Regions from separate parts of the Homo sapiens genome. Here regions 2 and 3 are each linked to region 1. Evidence: chromatin loops called from intact Hi-C (ENCODE). Cell type or tissue: endothelial cell of umbilical vein. All regions are shown on one strand.

Region 1 (8,000 bases):
GTCTAGCAGCCAGGCACCTGCTGCTACTCCAGCCCCCATGTAGTTTCTACCCCAAAACCAGAGCCATGGGCAGTAGAGTGAATAGTAGAGGCTGCCATGAAGCTTCCCCACCACACCTCCTCCCCTTTTTTCTTACCCCTCTCCGCCATGTGCCAATGAGTGTGCTTAATGAGGCTGGGTGCCAACCATGGGCCCAGGTTTACTGGACCTTTGGATTAAATGAGCAGATCAGTGGTGGGGCTAACACAGAAGGAAAGACACAGTGAATGTTTATCAAGTAAGTAGAATGGGAAAGCATTGGCTGTCAAAGGAAAATACCAAGATCCAAGCGAGAAAGGTGGAGCATTATCTCTGATAAGAGCTCGTGGGTGGCAGGCAAGCAAGTCTAAGGGGAAAAGAAATAGCGTGAAGGCTTCCCAGCACCAGGAATAAAAGGCCATCCCACCCCTGCGGGTTCTCTCTCCACAGGAGATTAAGGGTGCCTCCCACCATGTCTATGCTGACCAGCCACACATCTTCAATGCTGTGGTGGAGGAGATCTGCGACTCAGTTGATTGAGCTGCTCTCTGAAGAGGAAGAGGAGAAAGCCAGAGAGTCACTCTTACCTCCCTGTCTGCTTACTCACCCACTCTGTCCTTTCCTCACCAACTAACATGTGCCAGCCAGGCAGAGTCTTGTGCTGTTCCCAGAACAGGACGACAGTGAAAAGAACACTCTTGACCCTACACTGAAGGCTGAAGGCAGAAGCCACAAGAGGCCTTGAGTGCCACCCCCAGGGAAGAACATAAAGGGTTGCACAATGCCACCCATCCACTCCTTGCCAAGTGTTACCCAGATGGTGGAGGATGTGAAGGGATTGCACCAAGCCACATTCACTCTCTCTGTGGCCTTTCTTCCTCTGGGCAAAGAAGGGCTTCCAGTGGCCTTTCCTCACTCTGTAGTGTTTGTGGGGATAGGTTCCATGCAAGAACACCTTCCTCCTCCATCCCCCACTTCACCCCATCCCATACCAGTTCCATCCAGGGTCTGCTTAACTGCCAAGAGCAGGTCCTGGAGTTCCCTTCACCTGCAGAGTCCTTTTCATGACCTAGGAGGTCTTATTCAAAGCCCTCATTGACAGAGGAGGAAACAGGCCAAGGCAGGACATGGCTGGACCATGGTGATACAGCTCTGTGTGATTCAAGTTCTGGCAGAGCTTGTAAGGCTAGAGCCCAGGTCTGCCGACACCCTGTGCTTGTTGCACACTTGATTTGCTAAGGCTGGAGACAGGCACCATTGCCATGGGGCTGGTCCTAGTCACTGGCCGAGGATAAGCCCGTCCCTGTCCCACATTCTAGCCCCACTATGCGGGGGTGCTGTTGTCCTGCCTGTGTCTCATCCCCGGCTGCCTAAGCTAGGGACACTCAAGTGCTTCCTTCCTTGCCCCATCTTCCTCCCAACTGGAGGCCTCTGAGCCTCCCCTGTGCCTTGGGCCCTGAAGCCCCATATGTAGTATAGAGCAAAGGTGGCTCCTGGTGAAGAGAGGGTGGAAAGGCCCTTCAGCCCCAGGGCCATGTCTGGGTTCTCCATGCCCATCAGTCTCTGCAGTTTCTCTACCTGCCCCCAGAGCTGAGGCCATCTGCAAGCCCCTGCCCATGGCCCAATGGGGAGCCTCCAGCCACAAGTTCCCTGTCCTTATCAGCCACTGGGTGGTTCCCACTGCATGACCCTCTATCCCTGCCATCTGTCCCCATGGTTTCCAGCTCAATCCACCCCTGACCCATCTGTCAGCTTTTTCCCAGGGAGCCGTTTCAGGGGTTCTGGGCAGTAGGCTGGGCCTGGCCTCAGAACCTGGTGGCTCCTGCCTGCTCCTTCACTTTTGTAAAACCATCCCCTTCACCAGAATGGTATTAACTCCTGGTGCTTTGTACTACTGGTCCAGCTGCCCTGGGCTCCTTTTCTATATTAATAAAGAAACGAGTAAAAATTACCGGTGGGGATGATGTTTAAAATTGCTCTGATCACTGGTGGTGCTGAATTCGCAACAGCCTGTGTGATGCCTGAGAGAAGGGAGTCCTGAGGGTTGCCTGCCTACCCACGACTCCTTCTCCTTTTAGTGTGGCGTTTGCCCGCTAGACCCAGCCCAGAGTCCAGGTCAGCACAGGCCCTCTCAGCCAACCACTCATGACAAATGAGGAGTCGAGATCCACAGTGTGGATGGGGCAAGCCCCAGTTCACAGTAGAGAGGTGGAACTTAGTACTTCCTGCTGCCCATTAGACACCCTTTCTTCCTAAGTTCAAGGGAAGCCCACACATGTACTGCTCCCTGCATCCTGCTCTAACTTCCTCTCATCCTCTGGATCTCAGCTCAAATATTCCTTATGCAGAGATGCCTTCCCCTGATTCCCTAAACTAGACTCGGACCCCTCTGTTCTGCATCTCTGTGGCATATCATCTGCCCCTTTTGTAAAACTTATAAACTTGTGGTTACTTGTTTAGCGTCTCTTTCCTCCCCAGACCATAAGCAACATAAAGACAAAGGGTACATCTAGCACATAGTTCGTGTTCAATAAATGTTTGTTTTCATCATGCCACGGGAAGTGAGATATACCAAGTATTCAAAAAAGTGTTCAAATCATTACTAACAGTGCTTGCTCTGTGCTGGCTGAGTCCAGCTGGGCCCAGAATTCCACGGTTCTAAATGGCGCATATTCCATGTGCATAGGCTGATTGAAAATGTATTAAACCTAAATTTTAAAAAAAAAGCACATGATACTACACATGTCATGATGAATGAATAGACAGAACTCCTCCTGAATATAATTACAAAGTTCTGATCCATCTCAGGACCCTGTGTCTTCTCTGAGGATTTTTATAGGGAGGAGAAGGCAGGTATATAGAGCTTACTACATGCCAACCACTAGGGCTGCAATAGTGAAGAAACAGAGAGTGTCTGCCTTTGTGAGAAATTCCAGTTCACTCAAAGAGATGCACCTAGTCAAAATATTATGTAAATCAATGTAAAATTGCTAAAGTGCTACCCGTGAGAATTGAGAAAACCTCCTGCAGAAGTGATGGCAGCTGTGCCTGAAGGCAGGACCAGGGAAAGGGGAAGGACTGTCTGGAGAGAGGGGCGACTGCAAAGGCAGGTGGCTGGGAGAGAAGTCTGGTGAGATCAGTAGGGACCAGCTCAGCAGATCCTCTGGCCACATGAAGAATGTTGTGTTCATTCTAAAAAGCAATGGAAGGAAATGAATGGGGGTCAGGGTGGGGTAGGGAGTGTGACAAAATCAGCCTGAGATTGAAAGAGCCATTCTGGCTGCTCTGTGGAGTTCAGATGAGAGGGGGATGAGAACTTTGAGGCTGCTGCAGTGGTCCAGGCCAGAGCTGATGGTAGTTTGGACTTGGCTAGGGGCTAATGGACACAGAGAGGGGAAAAATGCAAAAGATGCTTAGATGGTAAAATCTAAAAGACTTAATATCAACACTGCATGACCCTACCACCCTCTTGAAGAACGGGCCAAGTGAGGCAGTGGTTACCAAACCCAGTCACATAACAAAACAACCTGGGGGTATTTTTTTTTAAATATAGATTCCTGAGCTGTATTCCCTAGAGTTTGATCTGGTTAACCTGAATGGAGTCTGACCGTGAAATCTACATTTAAACACATTCCTAGGAGATTCTGGTGCCCTGTGTCTGCAGGAACTGGTCTAAGGGACTCTGTCTCTGACATTTGACCCAGAAGGCTGGGTAGAGTAGGGCCTGTGCCCCTGAGAGTTCATTCTGCTTGCTCCAGAATCACTTTTTTTTTTTGGAGGTAGCACAACATGCTGATCTGCTTTTTCCAACTCAACACGAGGCAAACACATTCTTCAGGAGCAGACGCAAGAAGAGTCTGAGAAAGGTCACCCAGAGTCCCCTGTTTATACTACATGGTCTGCACGCATGGGCACAAGCCAGCACGCAGACACACACCCCATCTGACAGGAACATTCCTAACATTCCACTAGGTGGGACTAAGAAATTACTATGAACATTCTACCCAATCAGCACAGTTTCTGGGTGGGCACTAAGGATTTATGGTGACAGTTTGAACCATAAATCCAGGCTCCTCAAATGCCTAGCAGTTTAAAAGGAGAGATTCCACAGACAGACATTAAAAGGACTGTGACTCAACTTAAGACCCAGGTGGTACTGCAGTATTCAGCGACTAGCAGAAAATGTGCTAAATTTAACTTCCTCCTCGGTATAGACACCAAAGTATGTGTGCTAAAAATGTAGTCTGGTTTCATTGCCAAAACGGTGGTGAAATCTTGATGAGTACCTCTTTCCATTCTGATCCATGACCCTGCAGGTACAGTTCATGGCCAGATAGAAAAGACTCCTACTCTTTTTTTTTTTTTTTTTTTTTTCACTCTGTTGCCCAGGCTGGAATGCAATGGTGCAGTCTCGGCTCGCTGCAACCTCTGCCTCCCAGGTTCAAGCAATTCTCCTGCCTCAGCCTCCTGAGTAACTGGGACCACAGGCACCCGCCACCATGCCCAGCTAATTTTTGTATTTTTAGTAGAGATGGGGTTTCACCATATTGGTCAGGCTGGTCTCGAACTCCTGACCTCAGGTGGTCCACCCACCTTGGCCTCCCAAAGTGCTAGGATTACAGATGTGAGCCACCGCGCCCAGCCTAAGACTCCTACTCTTAACTGATAACAAACACAATGTCCAATGAATGGTGCACAAGATTTTTTCTCATTTTGTGACTTTTCAATTCATACAGAGTCCTCGGATGAGGTCTGGAGGGTCCTTTCTCTCAGTCTCCCTTCCTTTTCTGTCCTTCCTCAGGGTCCTGGTCTATCTGGCAGAAGCAAGAAAGCCACTTGAGATTCTGAGGGTCTGTCTCAACCCCATCCTGGTGAAATATCTCAAGATAAACATTCTCCTCTCGCTATTATAATATTGACGGTTTTTTGCTGGGCGCGGTGGCTCACGCCTGTAATCCCAACACTTTGGGAGGCCAAGGCGGGCAGGTCACTAAGTCAGGAGTTCAAGACCGGCCCAGCCAACATGGTGAAACCCCATCACTAATAAAAATACAAAAATTAGCTGGGCGTGGTGGCAGGCACCTGTAGTCCCAGCTACTCGGGAGGCTGAGGCAGGAGAATCGCTTGAACCCGGGAGGCCGAGGCTGCAGTGAGCCGAGGTCACACCACTGCACTCCAGCCTGGGCGACAGAGCGAGACTCTGTCTCAAAATAATAATAATAATAATATTGACTTTTCTTTTTTATACTTTAAGTTTTAGGGTACATGTGCACAACGTGCAGGTTTGTTACATATGTATACGTGTGCCATGTTGGTGTGCTGCACCCATTAACTTGTCATTTAACATTAGGTATATCTCCTAATGCTATCCCTCCCCCCTCCCCCCACCCCACAACAGTCCCTGGTGTGTGATGTTCCCCTTCCTGTGTCCATGTGTTCTCATTGTTCAATGCCTACCTATGACTGAGAACATGTAGTGTTTGGTTTTTTGTCCTTGTGATAGTTTGCTGAGAATGATGGTTTCCAGCTTCATCCATGTCCCTGCAAACAACATGAACTCATCATTTTTCATGGCTGCATAGTACTCCATTGTGTATATGCGCCACATTTTCTTAATCCAGTCTGTCATTGTTGGACATTTGGGTTGGTTCCAAGTCTTTGCTATTGTGATAGTGCCACAATAAACATACGTGTGCATGTGTCTTTATAGCAGCATGTTTTATAATCCTTTGGGTATATACCCAGTAATGGGATGGCTGGGTCGAATGGTATTTCTAGTTCTAGATCCCTGAGGAATCGCCACACCGACTTCCACAATGCTTGAACTAGTTTACAGTCCCACCAACACTGTAAAAGTGTTCCTATTTCTCCACATCCTCTCCAGCACCTGTTGTTTCCTGACTTTTTAATGATCGCCATTCTAACTGGTGTGAGATGGTATCTCACTGTGGTTTTGATTTGCATTTCTCTGATGGCCAGTGATGATGAGCATTTTTTCACGTGTCTTTTGGCTGCATAAATTGTCTTCTTTTCAGAAGTTCATATCCTTCACCCACTTTTTGATGGGGTTGTTTGTTTTTTTTCTTGTAAATTTGTTTGAGTTCATTGTAGATTCTGGATATTAGCCCTTTGTCAGATGAGTAGATTGCAAAAATTTTCTCCAATTCTGTAGGTTGCCTGTTCACTCTGATGATAGTTTCTTTTGCTGTGCAGAAGCTCTTTAGTTTAATTAGATCCCATTTGTCAATTTTGGCTTTTGTTGCCATTGCTTTTGGTGTTTTAGACATGAAGTCCTTGCCCAGGCCTATGTCCTGAATGGTGTTGCCTAGGTTTTCTTCTCAGGTTTTTATGGTTTTAGGTCTAACATTTAAGTCTTTAATCCATCTTGAATTAATTTTTGTATAAGGTGTAAGGAAGGGATCCGGTTTCAGCTTTCTACATACGGCTAGCCAGTTTTCCCAGCACCATTTATTAAATAGGGAATCCTTTCCCCATTTCTTGTTTTTGTCAGGTTTGTCAAAGATCAGATGGTTGTAGATATGCGGCATTATTTCTGAGGGCTCTATTCTGTTACATTGGTCTATGTCTCTATTTTGGTACCAGTACCGTGCTGTTTTGGTTACTGTAGCCTTGTAGTATAGTTTGAAGTCAGGTAGCATGATGCCTCCAGCTTTGTTCTTTTGGCTTAGGATTGACTTGACAATGAGGGCTCTTTTTTGCTTCCATATGAACTTTAAGGTAATTTTTTCCAATTCTGTGAAGAAAGTCATTGGTAGCTTGATGGGGATGGCATTGAATCTATAAATTACCTTGGGCAGTATGGCCATTTTCACGATATTGATTCTTCCTACCCATGAGCATGGAATGTTCTTACATTTGTTTGTATCCTCTTTTATTTCATTGAGCAATGGTTTATAGTTCTCCTTGAAGAAGTCCTTCACGTCCCTTGTAAGCTGGATTCCTAGGTATTTTATTCTCTTTTAAGCAATTGTGAATGGGAGTTCACTCATGATTTGGCTTTCTGTCTGTTATTGGTGTATAGGAATGCTTGTGATTTTTGCACATTGATTTTGTATCCTGAGACTTTGCTGAAGTTGCCTATCAGCTTAAGGAGATTTTGGGCTGAGACGATGGGGTTTTCTAGATATACAATCACGTAATCTGCAAACACGGACAATTTGACTTCCTCTTTTCCTAATTGAATACCCTTTATTTCCTTCTCCTGCCTGATTGCCCTGGCCAGAACTTCCAACACTATGTTGAATAGGAGTGGTGAGAGAGGGCATCCCTGTCTTGTGCCAGTTTTCAAAGGGAATGCTTCCAGTTTTTGCCCATTCATTATGATACTGGCTGTGGGTTCGTCATAGATAGCTCTTATTATTTTGAGACACGTCCCATCAATACCTAATTTATTGAGAGTTTTTAGCATGAAGTGTTGTTGAATTTTGTCAAAGGCCTTTTCTGCATCTATTGAGATAATCAAGTGGTTTTTGTCGTTGGTTCTCTTTATATGCTGGATTACATTTATTGATATGTGTATGTTGAACCAACCTTGCATCCCAGGGATGAAGCCCCCTTGATCATGGTGGATAAATTTTTTGATGTGCTGCTGGATTCGGTTTGCCAGGATTTTATTGAGGATTTTTGCATCGATGTTCATCAGGGATGTTGGTCTAAAATTCTCTTTTTTTGTTGTGTCTCTGGCAGGCTTTGGTATCAGGATGATGCTGGCCTCATAAAATGAGTTAGGGAGGATTCCCTCTTTTTCTATTGATTGGAATAGTTTCAGAAGGAATGGTACCAGCTCCTCCTTGTACCTCTGGTAGAATTCAGCTGTGAATCCATCTGGTCCTGGACTTTTTTTGGTTGGTAAGCTATTATTGCCTCAATTTCAGACCCTGTTATTGGTCTATCAGAGATTCAACTTCTTCCTGGGTTAGTCTTGGGAGGGTGTATGTGTCCAGGAATTTATCCATCTCTTC
Region 2 (8,000 bases), 75 kb after region 1:
GCCCATGGAGGGCAAGCTGAAGCAGGGTGGGGAGCCATCTCACCTGGGAAGCACAACGGGTCAGGGAATTTTCTGCCCCACCCAAAGGAAGCCATGAGGCACTGAGCCTGAGGAACTCTGGTACAGACACTGTGCTTGTCCCATGGTTTTTGCAACCCGCAAACCAGGAGATTCCCTCCGGTGCCTACCCCACCAGGGCCCTGGGTTTCAAGCACAAAACTGGGCAGCCATTTGGGCAGACACCAAACTAGCTGCCGGAGTTCTTTTTTTCCATACCCCAGTGGTGCCTGGAATGCCAGCGAGACAGAGCCATTCACTCCCCTGGAAAGGGGTGCTGAAGCCAGGGAGCCAAGTGATCGAGCTTGGTGGGTCCCACCCCCACAGAGCCCAGCAAACTAAGATCCACTAGCTTGAAATTCTCACTGCCAGCACAGCAGCAGTCTGAGATCAACCTGAGACACGAGCTTGGTGGGGGGAGGGGCGTCCACCATTGCTGAGGCTTGAGTAGGTGGTTTTACACTCACAGTATAAAGAAAGCCACTGGGAAGTTCAAACTGGGCGGAGCCCACTGCAGCTCAGCAAGGCTGCTGTGGCCAGACGTCCCTTCTCTGGGCAGGGCATCTCTGAAAAAAAAGGTAGCAGCCCCAGTCAGGGACTTACAGATAAAACCCCCATCTCCCTGGGTCAGAGCACCTGGGAAAACAGGCAGCTGTGGGCACAGCTTCAGCAGACTTAAACGTCTCTGCCTGACAGCTCTGAAGAAAGCAGTGGACCTCCCAGCATAGCATTCAAGCTCTGCTAAGGGACAGACTGCCTCCTCAAGTGGGTCCCCGACCCCCATGTATCCTGACTGGGAGACACCTCCCAGTAGGGGCCAACAGACACCTCATACTGGAGAGTTCTGGCTGGCATCTAGGAGGTGCCCCTCTGGGACGAAGCTTCCAGAGGAAAGACCAGGCAGCAATCTTTGCTGTTCTGCAGCATCCTCTGGTGATACCCAGGGAAACAGGGTTGGGAGTGGACCTCCAGCAAACTCCAACAGACTGGTAGCAAAGGGGCCTGACTGTCAGAAGGAAAACTAACAAACAGGAATAGCACATCCACTCAAAGACCCCATCCAAAGGTCACCAACATCAAAGACCAAAGGTAGATAAATCCACAAAGATGGGGAGAAACAAGAACAAGAAGGTCAAAAATTCCAAAAACCAGAATGCCTCTTCTCCTCCAAAGGATCACAACTCCTCGCCAGCAAGGGAACAAAACTGGATGGAGAATGAGTTTGATGAATTGACAGAAGAAGGCTTCAGAAGGTGGGTAATAACAAACTCCTCCAAGTTAAAGGAGCATGTTCTAACCCAATGCAAGGAAGCTAAGAACCTTGAAAAAAGGTTAGATGAATTACTAACTAGAATAACCAGTGTAGAAAAGAACATAGATGACCTGATGGAGCTGAAAAACACAGCATGAGAACTTTGTGAGGCATACACAAGTTTCAATAGCTGAATCAATCAAGCAGAAGAAAGGATATCAGTGATTGAAGATCGACTTAATGAAATAAAGCTTGAAGACAAGATTAGAGAAAAAGGAAAAAAAGGAATGAACAAAGCCTCCAAGAAATACAGGACTATGTGAAAACCAAATCTGTGTTTGATTGGTGTCCTGAAAGTGATGAGGAGAATGGAACCAAGTTGGAAAACACTCTTCAGGATTATTATCCAGGAGAACTTCCCCAACCTAGCAAGACAGGCCAACATTCAAATTCAGGAAATACAGAGAACACCACAAAGATACTCCTTGAGAAGAGCAACTCCAAGACACATAATTCTCAGATTCACCAAGGTTGAAATGAAGGAAAAAATTTTAAGGGCAGCCAGAGAGAAAGGTCGGGTTATCCACAAAGGGAAGCCCATCAGACTAACAGCAGATCTCTCTGCAGAAACTCTACAAGTCGGAAGAGAGTGGGGTCCAATATTCAACATTCTTAAAGAAAAGAATTTTCAACCCAGAATTTCATATCCAGCCAAACTAAGCTTCATAAGCGAAGGAGAAACACAATCCTTTACAGACAAGCAAATGCTGAGAGATTTTGTCACCACCAGGCCTGCCTTACAAGAGCTCCTGAAGGAAGCACTAAACGTGGAAAGGAGCAACTGGTACCAGCCACTGCAAAAACATACTAGATTGTAAAGAACATTGGCACAATGAAGAAACTGCATCAACTAATGGGCAAAACAACTAGCTAGCCTCATATTGACAGGATCAAATTCACACACAACAATTTTAACCTTAAACGTAAATGGGCTAAATGCGCCAATTAAAAGACACAGACTGGCAAATTGGATAAAGAGTCAAGACCCATTAGTGTGCTGTATTCAGGAGACCCATCTCATGTGCAAAGATACACATAGGCTCAAAATAAAGGGATGGAGGAATATTTACCAAGCAAATGGAAAGCAAAAAAAAGCACAAGTTGCAATCCTAATCTCTGATAAAACAGACTTTAAACCAACAAAGATCAAAAGAGACAAAGAAGGGCATTACATAATGGTAAAGGGATCAATGCAGCAAGAAGAGGTAACTATCCTAAATATATATGCACCCAATACAGAAGCACCCAGATTCATAAAGCAAGTTCTTAGAGACCTACAAAGAGACTTAGACTCCCACACAATAGTAATGGGAGACTTTAACACCCTACTGTCAATATTAGGCAGGTTAACGAGACAGAAAATTAACAAGGATATTCAGGACTAGAACTCAACTCTGGACCAAGCGGACCTATTAGACATCTATAGAACTCTCCACCCCAAATCAACAGAATATACATTCTGCTCAGCACCTCATTGCACTTATTCTAAAACTGATGACATAATTGGAAGTAAAACACTCCTCAGCAAATGTAAAAGAACAGAAATCACAACAAACTGTCTCTCAGACCACAGTGCAATCAAATTAGAACTCAGGATTAAGAAACTCACTCAAAACCACTCAACTACATGGAAACTGAACAACCTGCTCCTGAATGGCTACTGGGTAAATAACAAAATGAAAGCAGAAATAAAGATGTTCTTTGAAACCAATGAGAACAAAGACACAACATACCAGAATCTCTGGGACACATTTAAAGCAGTGTGTAGAGGGAAATTTATAGCATTAAATGCCTACAAAAGAAAGCAGAAAAGATCTAAAATTGACACCCTAACATCAAAGTTAAAAGAACTAGAGAAGCAACAGCTAACAAATTCAAAATCTAGCAGAAGACAAGAAATAACTAAGATCACAGCAGAACTGAAGGAGAGAGAGACACAAAAAACCCTTCAAAAAAATCAATGAATCCAGGAGCTGGTTTTTTGAAGAGATCAACAAATAGATAGACCACTAGCCAGACCATGCATTCAGACCATACCAACAGCTTTATAAGTTCTCTGGTACAATCTTGCCTGGTATGCATGCCCTTGAGTAATCCCTTTCACACTGAATGGGGCTGACTCATATAAGCAACAGGATATTGAGGATATGATGGTGTGTGCATTTCAAAGTTAGGTCATAAAAGTCATTGCACCTTCCAACTTGCTGTCTCTCAGATCACTCGCTCTGAAGGAAGCCAGCTGCCATGTCATGAGTCATGTAAGCAGCCCTGTGGAGAGTATTACTGTAAGTGAGCAAAATTCCTCACCTGTTATTTAAAGTAGATAAATCAAATTGCTTAAAGTAGATAAATCAAGAAATAGTAGTATAAACATATTATTTTGGAATAGTAGATATAACCACCTGTAATCCCAGCACTTTGAGAAGCTGAGGTGAGCAGATTGCTTGAGGTCAGGAGTTTGAGACCGGCCTGGGCAACATGACAAAACCCTGTCTCTCCAAAAAAAAAAAAATTAGATGGGTGTGGGTGCATGCACCTGTAATCCTAGCTATTTGGGAGACTGAGGTGGGCGGATCACTTGAGCCCACCAAGTCGAGGCTGCAGTGTGCTGAGATCACACCACTGCACTGCAGCCTGCATGACAGAGCAAGACCCTGTCTCAAAAAAAAAAAAAAGAATAGTACACATAACTAACACATGAATTTAAAACAAAATGGTGAAAAAATAATAAAATAATAATTTATTTAATTGATATAATCAATAAAAATTCCATTTGATATTAATAGTAATGGCAGCTCTACAGGTGAGACTATCAGAGATATCGTGGGACAAAATAGAAGGTAAAGGAAGGAAACTAACTATATTAAGCACCTATTTTGTGAGTAAAATGAGGTTCTGAGAGAAAGGGTAACCCAGCCAGCAGATTGCAGAGCCAGTGTATACATCCATATTTATCTGACTGTAAGGTCAAAGTCTTTTCCACTGTATCAAGTAATTGACCAAGAGACACTAGCTCTCAGAGCAGCAGAATGTTGCCACATTTTTATTGACAAAGAATTAATAACATAAATTATGTTTATATTGCAAAGTTTATTTAGGGAAATTTGATACTCCTTTTTACATTTTACATAAATTTATTGAGTTATAACACTGCCTGATGCCAGGTAAAGCAAATACACATCTGGGTTCAGAGACTCACGTGTGCAACAAATTTAACTTTCTGGATATTTTAAAAACTCAGCTTAATTTCCCTAGGTGCCTCATTAGCCTGATGGCAGAAATTAAATCTCAGGCAATTCTGGGTTCTCCCACAAGTACACTTTTCTTCAGAGTTGTGCTGAAGTTCTGAGGAGGATGGGAAGGGACTAGGAAATGGCCAGTCCTTTGCCCATCTATCCTCTGGCATTCTCCCACCCTGTCCCAGGTTGTCAGTCCACACAGGTGGCTGGTGCATCACTCCTCATTCTTCTCAGTGAGGTCCTTGAAGCTTGGGCAGCTCTCCCTGCTACTTCTTTACCTCTCTCAGGCACTCTATACCTCATTACTCTATTTCTGCACCTCTGAGCTGCAGAAAACTCCTTGATGCTCTTGAAAATCCCACCTGCCTAGAAACTTTATGTAGCCTCTTCTCCTCTGTGGTATTGCCATTGCCTGAAGGCCCTTTCCAGAAAGCAAATCACAAGTTTTTTCTGTTCTCAGACCCACAACTCTATGTGTGGTTCTATCATTTCCCCTTTCAGACTTGGCCAGGAATTAGGAAAGGCAAAGCACTATGCCCCTTTCTGGAGCCCCATTAGCTCTGAACTGTCCTTTCTTCTCTTTCAAGTCTCCTCTTTCTCCCTAGTGTGCAGAATCTGAGGAAGTAAAAAGGCATGTTCTGACCCATCAGCTTTTTTCCACTCCATGAGTCTTAAACTTCAGAAAAGCTTTACTCTTCCTTCTGCATCATTTCTTTCCCAGTCTACCTACCCAAATTGAGAGGAATAAGAAATACTCATAAAAAATCATGGTTTTCCACACAGTGGCTTATCAAAACAAAATCATGGTTAACATTTCAATCTATATGATGTCACCATATAAGTACTTGTGCCAGATGCTGGAAATACAAAGAAAAATGTGATTAAATTCCTGCTGTCAGGATGTGTCCAGGGTCACATTGTTAGTAGGCGGATACAAAGAAAAAAACAGAAGTGATGATACAGTATTTAGTGCAATATCAGAACTATTTATAGACAAGAGAAGTATGATTGGGTGGAGGGAAGGGGGAAGTACTTAGAAAAGTTTTCCAATGGAAAACTCAACCTGCTTTTGGCCAAGGTCGGGAAAACATTTCAAGTAGGAAGAACAGCATATGCAAAGGCGTGGGAGCCCAAGAGAATGTGATAACTTTCATAACACATGCAGGTTTGTTACATGGGTGAATTGTATGGTGCTAAGGTTTGGGGTATGACTGAACCCAGCACCCAGGTAGTGAGCATAGTACCTGATAGGTAGTTTTTCCACCCTCTCCCCCACTCCCTACCTCCCCTATCTTGTAGTCCCCAGTGTCTATTTTTTCCATCTTTTTGTCCATGTGTACCCAATATTTAGCTTCTACATATAAGCGAGATCATGCGATATTTGGTTTTCTGTTTCTGCTTTAATTCACTTAGGATAATGCCCTTCAGTTGCATACATGTTGCTGCAGAAAACTATGATTTCATTCTTTTTAATGGCTGCATAGCATTCTTTGTTATATAGGTACCATATTTTCTTTATCCAATCCACTGTCAGTGGGCACCTAGGTTGACTCCATGTCCTTGCTATTGTGAGTAGTGCTGCAATGAACATGCAAGCACATGTCTTTTTGGTAAAACAGTTTATTTTCTCTTGGATATATACCCAGTAATGGGATTGCTGGGTTGAATGGTAGTTCTGTTATAAGTTCTTTGAGAAATCTTTAAAAAACTTTCCACAGTGACTGAACTAATTTACATTCTTACCAACAGTGTGTAAGTGTTCCATTTTCTCTGCAGCCTCACCAGCATCTGTTGTTTTTTGGCTTTTTAATATAGCCTTTCTGACTGGTATGAGATAGTATCTCTTTGTGGTTTTGATCTGAATTTCTCTGATAATTAGTGATATTGAGCATTTTTTCATGTTTGTTGGCTGCTTGAAAGTCTTCTTTGGAGAAGTGACTGTTCATGTCTTTTGCCCATTTTTTAATTGGGTTATTTATTTTTTGCTTGTTGAATTAAGTTTCTTATAGAATCTGGATATTAGATCTTTGTTGGCTGCACAGTTTGTGAATAGTTTCTCCCATTCTGTAGGTTGTCTGTTTAGTCTGTTGATAGTTTCTTTTGCTGTGCAGAAGCTCTTTAGTTTAATTAGATCCCACCTGTCAATTTTTGTTTTTGTTGCAATTGCTTTTGAGGACTTAGTAATAAATTCATTCCCAAGGCTGATGTCCAGAATGATGTTTCCTAGGTTTTCTTCTAGAATTGTTACAGTTTGAGCTCTTATATTTAAATATTTAATCCATCTTGAGTTAATTTTGTACATGGTAAAAGGTAGGAGTCCAGTTTCATTTTTCTGCATATAGCTAGCCAGTTATCCCAGCACCCTTTATTGAATAGAGAGTCTCTTCCCCCATTGCTTATTTTTGTCAACTTTGTTGAAGATCAGATGGATGTAGGGGTGTGGCTTTACTTATGGTTCTCTATTCTGTTCCATTGGTCTATGTGTCTGTTTTTGTACTGTACCATGCTGTTTTGCTTACTGTAGCTTTATAGTATATTTTGAAGTCAGGTAATGTGGTGCTGACAGCTTTGTTCCTTTTGCTTAGGATTGCTTTGGCTATTTGGGCCCTTTTTGCTTCCATATGAATTTTAGAATAGCTTTTTCTAGTTCTGTGAGAAATGACATTGACCAGAATAGCATTGAACCTATAGATTACTTTGGGTTCTATGGTCATTTTAATGATATTTATTCTTCCAATCCATGAGTGTGGAACGTTTTGCCATTTGTTTGTGCCATCAGTGATTTTTTTGAGCAGTGTTTTGTAGTTCTCCTTGTAGAGACCTTTCACCTCCTTGGTTAGATGTATTCCTAGGTATTTTATTTTTTGTGTGGCTATTGTAAATGGGATTGTGTTCTGATTTGGCTCTCAGCTTGAACATTATAGGTATATAGAAATGCAACCGATTTTTGTACATTGATTTTGTGTCCTGAAACATTACTGAAGTCATTTATCAGTTCCATTAGCCTTTTGGCAGAGTCTGTAGGGTTTTCTAGATGGAGAATAACATCATCTGAGGAAAGATAATTTGACTTCTTTTCCTGTTTGGATGTCTATTTATTTCCCTTGCCTAATTGATCTGTCTAGGATTTCCCAGATTTTTTTTTTTCTCCTCCGAGACGGAGTCATGCTCTGTCACCCAGGCTGGAGTGCAGTGGCATGATCTCAGCTCACTGCAACCTCTGCCTCCCGGGTTCAAGAAATTCTCCTGCCTCAGCCTCCCGAATAGCTGGGATTACAGACACCCTCCACCACGCCCGACTAATTTATGTATTTTTAGTAGAGACGGGGTTTCACCATGTTAGCTAGGCTTGTCTCAAACTCCTGACCTCGAGATCTGCCTGCCTCAGCCTC
Region 3 (8,000 bases), 130 kb after region 1:
GAGTCTCGCTGTGTCTCCCAGGTTGGAGTGCAGTGGCGCGATCTCGGCTCACTGCAAGCTCCGCCTCCCAGGTTCATGCCATTCTCCTGCCTCAGCCTCCCAAGTAGCTGGGACTACAGGCGCCCGCCAACACGCCCGGCTAATTTTTTGTATTTTTAGTAGAAACGGGGTTTCACCGTGTTAGCCAAGATGGTCTCGATCTCCTGACCTCGTGATCCGCCCGTCTCGGCCTCCCAAAGTGCTAGGATTACAGGCGTGAGCCACCGCGCCCGGCCAGTAACTAGAATTTCTATACATCTCCAGAATGCATGCATGTTGAAACTCATTGTGCAACCCTTGCTGACATTAAGGCACCAAAATATCTGTAAATGTAATCATTTATTGTGCAAATTTCCCTTCAGCTCCTGCATTAAGGTCCATAAATACCCTAAGGAAAAATCCACTGGCGTTTTCACTCCTCTAGTGTGCCACTGCCATCTTCTGTAGCATTCTTTCTTTCTAATAAAACGTTCCTTTTTCTTTTTTTTTTTTTTTGTGAGACGGAGTCTCACTCTCCCAGCCTGGAGTGCAATGGCATGGTCTTGGTTTACTGCAACCTCCGCCTACAGGGTTCAAGTGATTCTCCTGCCTCAGTCTCCCAAGCAGCTGGGATTACAGGTGCATGCCAACACGCCCAGCTAATTTTTGTATTTTTGTAGAGATGGGGATTTACTATGTTGGCCAGGCCAGTCTTGAACTCCTGACCTCAGGTGATCCACCCACCTCAGCCTCCCAAAGTGCTGGGATTACAGGCATGAGCCACCGTACCCGGCCCAAAACTTTCCTTTTTCAAACCTATACTATAGTCGGTAGATTCTTCTTACCAACCTGCAAGTCCATCACTGCCCAATGCTGATGCCAGGGCTCTGACACCACACCCAGCAGTTTTCTAGCAGTGGAATCTGTTATACTAACTCTTTGAATGAGTAACTGAAACAGATTCTGAAACTGAAACTGCCTCTGCAAGGATTATGACAGTGGGAGAAATGGCTGTCATGACTGCCTCCATGACTGCTTCTAATCATGCCTCCAGGCCTCCATGACTGCCTCCATGACTGACTCCATCTTGCTTCTAAGCCTCACAGGCTGACTGTCCTCACTCATGCCTGGGTGTGGCCAAACTAACCATGGGAGGAATTCAATTTATAGTTTAACTTGCAGGCAAGAATGATAATAATCCTTACCTAACACTAACCCCCTCCTTCCTTGCTCAGGGACTAAAAATGAATGATAGGCCATGAGATTAGGATTATGGGAGGAGCCTGAATTCTGCTAAGGATGTAAACATAGTTTCTATAACCACTTACTGCTCAGGAGTCATGTTGCCAGAGGTCACAATATTTGTGATTTCCCCAACTGCCCCATAACCATACAATATAGGCCGGACAATATAGGTGGTGGCTCACGCCTGTAATCCCAACACTTTGGGAGGCTGAGGTGGGAGGATCATGAGGTCAAGAGATCGAGACCATCCTGGCCAACATGGTGAAACCCCGTCTCTACTAAAAATACAAAAATTAGCTGGGTGTGATGGTGTGTGCCTATCGTCCCAGCTACTCTGGAGGCTGAGGCAGGGGAATCGCTTGAACCCAAGAGGCAGAGGTTGCAGTGAGCGGAGATCTTGCCACTGCACTCCAGCCTGGCAACAGAGTGAGACTCTGTCTCAAAAGAAAAAAAAAGGCCAGGCGCAGTGGCTCACGCCTGTAATCCCAGCACTTTGGGAGGCCAAGGCAGGCAAATCACCTGAGGTTGGGAGTTCCACACTAGCCTGACCAACATGGAGAAACCCCATCTCTACTAAAAATACAAAATTAGCCGGGTGTGGTGGCACATGCTTGTAATCCCAGCTACTCGGAAGGCTGAGGCAGGGGAATCGCTTGAACCCGGGAGGTGGAGGTTGCAGTGAGCTGAGATCGCATGACTGCACTCCAGCCTGGGCAACAAGAGTGAAACTCCATCTGAAAAAAAAAAAAATTACAATGTAATAGTGATGCTAGGACCTAAGATTGGTCTTTTAAGATGTTTTCCAGACTTTTGTATTCTATCTCATGACTCAACTGATCCTGCAGCCCTGACCCAGAGGTAGATTCAGCACACAAGGATTGTTTTCTGCATTCCTATGATTTTATCCCCAACCAGTCAGCAGCACCCACTCCTTAGCCCCTGCTCACCAAATTATCTACAAAAACCCTAGCCTCTGAGTTCTCAGGGAGGCTGATTTCAGTAATAATTCTGTTTTCCACATGCCTAGCCAAGTTTTAATTAAACTCTTTCTTTACTGCAACGCCATGGTCTCTGTGAATTGGTTTTGTCTGTATAGTAGGCAGGAGAAACCTGTTGGGCAATTACAAAACTTTTTCTGGAGTTTCACGGTAAAAAAAAAAAAAAAAAAAAAAAGGCCCTTTCAAAATCCATTAATGGTAGGAAAAGTAGAGTCTATGTATGTGAGAGATCCTATAAAGAGTTATCAAACTGAACTTGGGTTCGCTCACCCAGCACAGTAAAGTCAAACATCCACACCAAGTTTTTTGCAGTGGGAGAAAGGAGGGCATTTATTTGCAGGGCACCCAACAAGGAGAATCAGGCAGCTCACACTTAAGACCCAACCTCCCCAGTGGCTTACAGTTAATGGTTTTTTAAGGCAAGGAAACAGCGGTTATGGGCAAAAATCATAAATTGGGCCAGGTGCTGTGGCTCACACTTGTAATCCCAGCACTTTGGAATGCCGAGGCAGGTAGATCACCTGAGGTCAGGAGTTCAAGACCACCCTGGCCAACGTGAAAAAACCCCATCTCTACTAAAAGTACAAAAATTAGCCAGGTGTGGTGGCAGGCGCCTGTAATCCCCAGCTATTTGGAAGGCTGAGGCAGGAGAATCACTTGAACCAGGGAGGCAGAGGTTGCAGTGAGCCAAGATTGTGCCACTGCACTCCAGCCTGGGTGACAGAGTGAGACTCTGTCTCAAAAAAAAAAATCATAAATCAATACATGGAGGCCATACAGGACATCTCAAATCGGGGCTCACAGGCCACAGGTGAATTCAAAGATTTTTCTGATTTGCAATTGGTTAAGGAGGGAAAACTTTGTAAAAAATTTAGGATCAGCAGAAAAGAATGTTAGCTCTGGTTTATGGGCATGCTCCCTCCACACCCTTCAGGAAGAAATTTATAACAAAGAATGGTGGCCAGCATTCATTCCTCAGTTTCCCCCTTATCTGAGGTCTGCGTGCCAGAGGAGCCATTTGATGGAGGTCTGGGTTTCTGAAAAACAACTCAGGGATATATGTTAAGATGTTATCTTCAGTTTCTAAAGGAAACCAAACATCCTGTGACTTCAACTTCCTTGGCTATTGTTTTAAGCTACCATTCCCTTCTTGCTTATCAAGTTGTTCATTTACTTCTCAAGGCTAGCTAGGTGCCTGGAATTTCCCTTGAAGGAATTCAAGATTTTTCTTTATTTCCATGCTTTGTGGGGAAGGTCATCCCTGGCAGGCCCCCAAGAGGGGTCTTTGCTCCATCTCAGAGTCTATGTGTGACTGGAACTCTCATACATTGCTAGTGGGAGTGCAAAATGATATAATCACTTTAGAAAATACTCTAACCTTCTCTTATAAAGTTTAACATATACTTACCATACAAACCATCAAATCCCTTTTTAGATGTGTACCCAAAGAAAATGAAAATAGAGATCTACTCAAAGACTTGTATGCAGCTTTATTAATGATAGCCAAAAACTAGAAACAGCCCACATGTCCATCAACTAGTGAATAGATAAGCGTATGGTGGAAGACCCATACTATGGAATGCTCCTCAGCCATAAAAAGGAACAAATTAACATATAATCTAGGTAAACTGACACCCATTTTACTTGGGAGGAATATGGCCTTCTAGTGAGAATGAGTAATGAAGGTGTGATATTGAAGAGTTGGCCCAGCTGTCCTCATGCACTGCTGTCCACTCTATCATTCATAGCCTTCTTCAGCCTCAGTTCCTGTTTTTTTAAAATAAGAACAACGTTCATCTCAACACATAAAACTGGCAAAATAGTAATAACTATGTTGTAGAGAATTCAGAAAACTGATGCTCTCCAACAGCTAGTGTGATCCTCAGGAGCGCAGTCTAGGAATGGGAAAAAAAAGCCTTAAAATGTGCAGACCTCCTGACCCAGCCATTTCACTTTTAGGCAATTTCCCTAAGACTATAATCACTTATGATGAAAATATTGGTCCTAGTGACATTGACAAAGTTACTCATTTTATCTGATGTATATTTGTTTCAGAAAAATAATGCCAATATTATTAGTAATAATAAAACTATGACCTACATAAACAAAAAAACTTTGTGTTATCTCACTTAAACCTCAAAACAGCCTGATGTGATACTTACAGATTTCACAGGTGAGGAAAATGTTGTGCCTAATGACACATATCTGGTAAGTATATCCTTAGTCATCAGGATGCAAACCTTGACTGTCTGAGACAATCCTCACTGTTAGCCACTGTCTTACACAGCCAGATATACAAGGCCTGGGCAATTGTACCCACTGTTAGAAATTCAGATAACTATGTTTTAGAGACTGCTAGTAATGACTATATCAAACAAATCAATACATTGAACATTAATTCTTTTTTTTTTTTTTGAGATGGAGTCTCGCTCTGTCGCCCAGGCTAGAGTGCAGTGGTGCGATCTTGGCTCACTGCAAGCTCCGCCTCCCGGGTTCACGCCATTCTCCTGCCTCAGCCTCCCAAGTAGCTGGGACTACAGGTGCCCGCCACCACGCCCGGCTAATTTTTTGTATTTTAGCAGAGACGGGGTTTCACCGTGTTAGCCAGGATAGTCTTGATCTCCTGACCTCGTGATCCGCCCGCCTCAGCCTCCCAAAGTGCTGGGATTACAGCCGTGAGCCACCGTGCCTGGCCGAACATTAATTCTTGAATTTGCTCATTGCTGTTCCCTATTTACAGATATGAGCCAAAGTGTAACTTTATAACAGACAAGTGTCACCTAACTCTTGTGAGTTTGATCCCAGGTTATCAATCTCCTACCCCTTCTAGTTTACTAGACAAAATATAAAGAACAGTTGGTCTGTCAAGGAGTTCTGGAAGTTTATTAACAAATTAACAGGGCAATAGAAGTTATTAGATTAGATTAGAGCTGAGGAATGATGGCAGGGTGTTCCCCTGCCCTACAAAGACCATTTTGACTTCCAACCTGGGGACAGAGTCCTGGTTATGACTTTAAAGGAACCTAAACGCCGGGCGTGGTGGCTGACGCCTGTAATCCCAGCACTTTGGGAGGCTGAGGGGGGTGAATCACTTGAGGTCAGGAGTTAGAGACCAGCCTGGCCAACACGGTGAAACCTCATCTCTACTAAAAATACAAAAATTAGCCGGGCGTGGTGGCGGGCACCTGTAATCCAGCTACTTGGCGGGCAGACACAGGAGAATCGCTTGAATCCGGGAGGCGGAGGCTGCAGTAAGCTGAGATCACACCACTGCATTCCAGCCTGGGCTACAGAGTGAGACTCTGTCAAAAAAAGAAAGAAAGAAAGGAGAAAGAGATAAAGAGAGAGAAAGAAAGAAAGAGACAAAGAAAGAAAGAGAGAGAGAGAGAAAGGAAGGAAGGAAGGAAGGAAGGAAGGAAGGAAGGAAGGAAGGAAGGAAGGAAGGAAGGAAGGAAGGGAAAGAAACAAAGAAAGGAAAGAAAGAAAGAAAGAAAGAAAGAAAGAAAGAAAGAAAGAGAGAGAGAGAGAGAAAGAAAGAAGGAGAAAGGAAGGAAGGAAGGAAGAAAGAAAGAAAGAAAAAAAGAAAAGAAAAAGAAAAAAAGAGAATAAAGGTCCTAAAAAGTCTAGCCTGACCACAGGTCATCTGGAAAGGCCAAGTTGATTCCACAGCCATTCTAAAATGTGCATTCTCTCCTTGATGGATCTGAAAACCTACTTTCCATCCCCACTCCAACCAACCCAGCCTTTCTATGGCAAGCGCATGCTCTGGGGCATGAGCACTGGTGAGAATCATTGCCCCTATAAAACTAAGACTAGAGTTGAGTTCTGTCCATCCCCAACTAGAAGGGAGATTATTTATCCCTTTCCATTATTTTCTCCCCTCTGTCTACTCCTTTCCCCTATTCTCACTAAACACTAACTCATCTTGCAAATATTAGTCACTTTAAGTCATAAAACAACCCATCACACTGGAATATCTTGAGGTGTCAAACTCTCAGTGTGTATCAATTCCTGAAAAGTGTTGGGTTCTAACTAAAGAGTCAGGGAAGGCCTGGTGCAGTGGCTCATGCCTGTAATCCTAACACTTTGGGAGGCAGAGGCTGGCAGACGGCCTGAGCTTGGATGTTCAAGACCAGCCTGGACAACATGGTGAAACCCCGTCTCCATTTAAAAGAAAAAAAAAGAGCTAGGGGGATATCAGAATGGCTCTTCCTCTTCCCTCTTCCCTGCCCTTCCTGCCTATCCCATGAAGGAGGCAGAATGCCCACCAAAGAGGCAGCCACAGGGAGGCAGAGAACCAAAGAAGATGCTGGCAAAGGAGGTGTCACCAGAGATGGGACTGAGAAGCTGAGAGGGTCAAGAAAAATGGAGTGACCTTCTCCCACATGGAATGGAAGAAAGCTAGAAAAAAATTGAGATATTGGATTGGAATTGGAGATACTGGTGTGAATTTATATTTGCTAGATGATGATTAGATAGATATAGATAATCAATGTGTGCATGTGAACCCTAGTTCCAATGAGCCTACTAAGCACCCAGATCTTGGTTTCTAAATACCATCCTCCACTAAAAGGAGCCAGGAATCCTTGGAGAAATGACAGATTCCAGTGCTGGGGTATAAGTTGAGTTTGGAATACTCTATAATAGCAGAAAATAAGGAAGTATTCAAAGAATGATGGAGATATATCCAAAGGAAATGGGACTCAGCTTTGAGAGGGTTTTCACTGACCAAAACTGGGACAATCTGAGCATTGTAATAAATGATGATAACAGATCCTAATCTATTGACTAACATAAGAATCCATGAGTTCACATTGACATGAATAAATGAATGAATGAATGAATGAATGATTAAGGAAGAAGGAAAAGTTTTTCTTTTTCTTTTCTTTTCTTTTCTTTTTTTTTTTGAGACGGAGTTTCACTCTTGTTACCCAGGCTGGAGTGCAATGGCGCAATCTCGGCTCACCGCAACCTTTGCCTCCCAGGTTCAAGTGATTCTCCTGCCTCAGCCTCCCAAGTAGCTGGGATTACAGGCATACACCACCATGCCCAGCTAATTTTGTATTTTCAGTAGAGATGGGGTTTCTCCATGTTGGTCAGGCTGGTCTCGATCTCCCAACCTCAGGTGATCCACCCGCCTTGACCTCCCAAAGTGCTGGGATTACAGGCGTGAGCCACCACACCCAGCCAGCTTAGTATTATTTTGGGGGCCACTCCTGCCAAAAATTCATGACCTGAGTATGGACAAGAGAAAGCATCAGACAAACCCCAACTGAGAGTACTTAGAGAATGAAATAGAATATACTGTTTAAACTGTAAAGGTCATGAAAGACAAGGAAACATTAAGAAACAATTCTAGATGGAAGAAGACTAAAAAGACACAACAAGTAATGCAATGTGATACTGGATCACATTCTAGACTACAAAGAGAGAATGGAACAGTTGGCAAAATTTGAACAGGGTCTGTTAATTGTGTAGTAGCGTTATATCAATGTTGACTTCCTGAATTGGGATAGTTGTATCATACAGGAAAAATGTCCTTGTTCAGGGGAAATTCACTGTAGTATTTAAGGGTTGGATCATCGTGTTTGCAACTTGTTCTTCAATGGTTTGGAAAAAGAATCATCATATACGTTAGAGAGAGAGAGAAATATGGCAAAATGTTAACAACTGGGAAATCTGAGTAGAGAACATGGAAGTTTTGTGTTTGAAATCCTGGATTGTGATTACGTGGGGGGT

The links. Hi-C counts contacts between places; a loop is a spot of excess contacts. Peaks named below come from ENCODE experiments on the same cell type or tissue, not always from the same donor. Only the 100,000 strongest peaks of a DNase experiment are listed, where the experiment ranks them.
Region 2: it touches region 1 in a loop (9-fold over the local background); 1 of 110 quality-filtered maps calls a loop at or near these places.
Region 3: it touches region 1 in a loop (9-fold over the local background); 1 of 110 quality-filtered maps calls a loop at or near these places.

What each region holds. Positions count from the first base shown.
Region 1 is chr14:22,610,391-22,618,390 of GRCh38, forward strand. ABHD4 (abhydrolase domain containing 4, N-acyl phospholipase B) reads left to right here. Exons shown (of 7, transcript NM_022060.3): 7 at 469-2,573. The coding sequence ends at 558. Among named protein-coding and RNA genes, the nearest start is that of ABHD4, 16 kb to the left of the region's middle. In endothelial cell of umbilical vein, no CTCF peak of the experiment used is centred here; a DNase peak (open chromatin) is centred at 3,981; H3K27ac peaks cover 2,887 bases.
Region 2 is chr14:22,685,861-22,693,860 of GRCh38, forward strand. No RefSeq gene overlaps it. Among named protein-coding and RNA genes, the nearest start is that of OR6J1, 46 kb to the left of the region's middle. In endothelial cell of umbilical vein, no CTCF peak of the experiment used is centred here; DNase peaks (open chromatin) are centred at 3,541 and 5,531; H3K27ac peaks cover 3,732 bases.
Region 3 is chr14:22,736,239-22,744,238 of GRCh38, forward strand. The region is part of intron 1 of OXA1L-DT (OXA1L divergent transcript); the gene reads right to left. Among named protein-coding and RNA genes, the nearest start is that of OXA1L-DT, 26 kb to the right of the region's middle. RefSeq lists an enhancer at 1,020-1,189. In endothelial cell of umbilical vein, no CTCF peak of the experiment used is centred here; DNase peaks (open chromatin) are centred at 3,423 and 3,953; H3K27ac peaks cover 2,652 bases.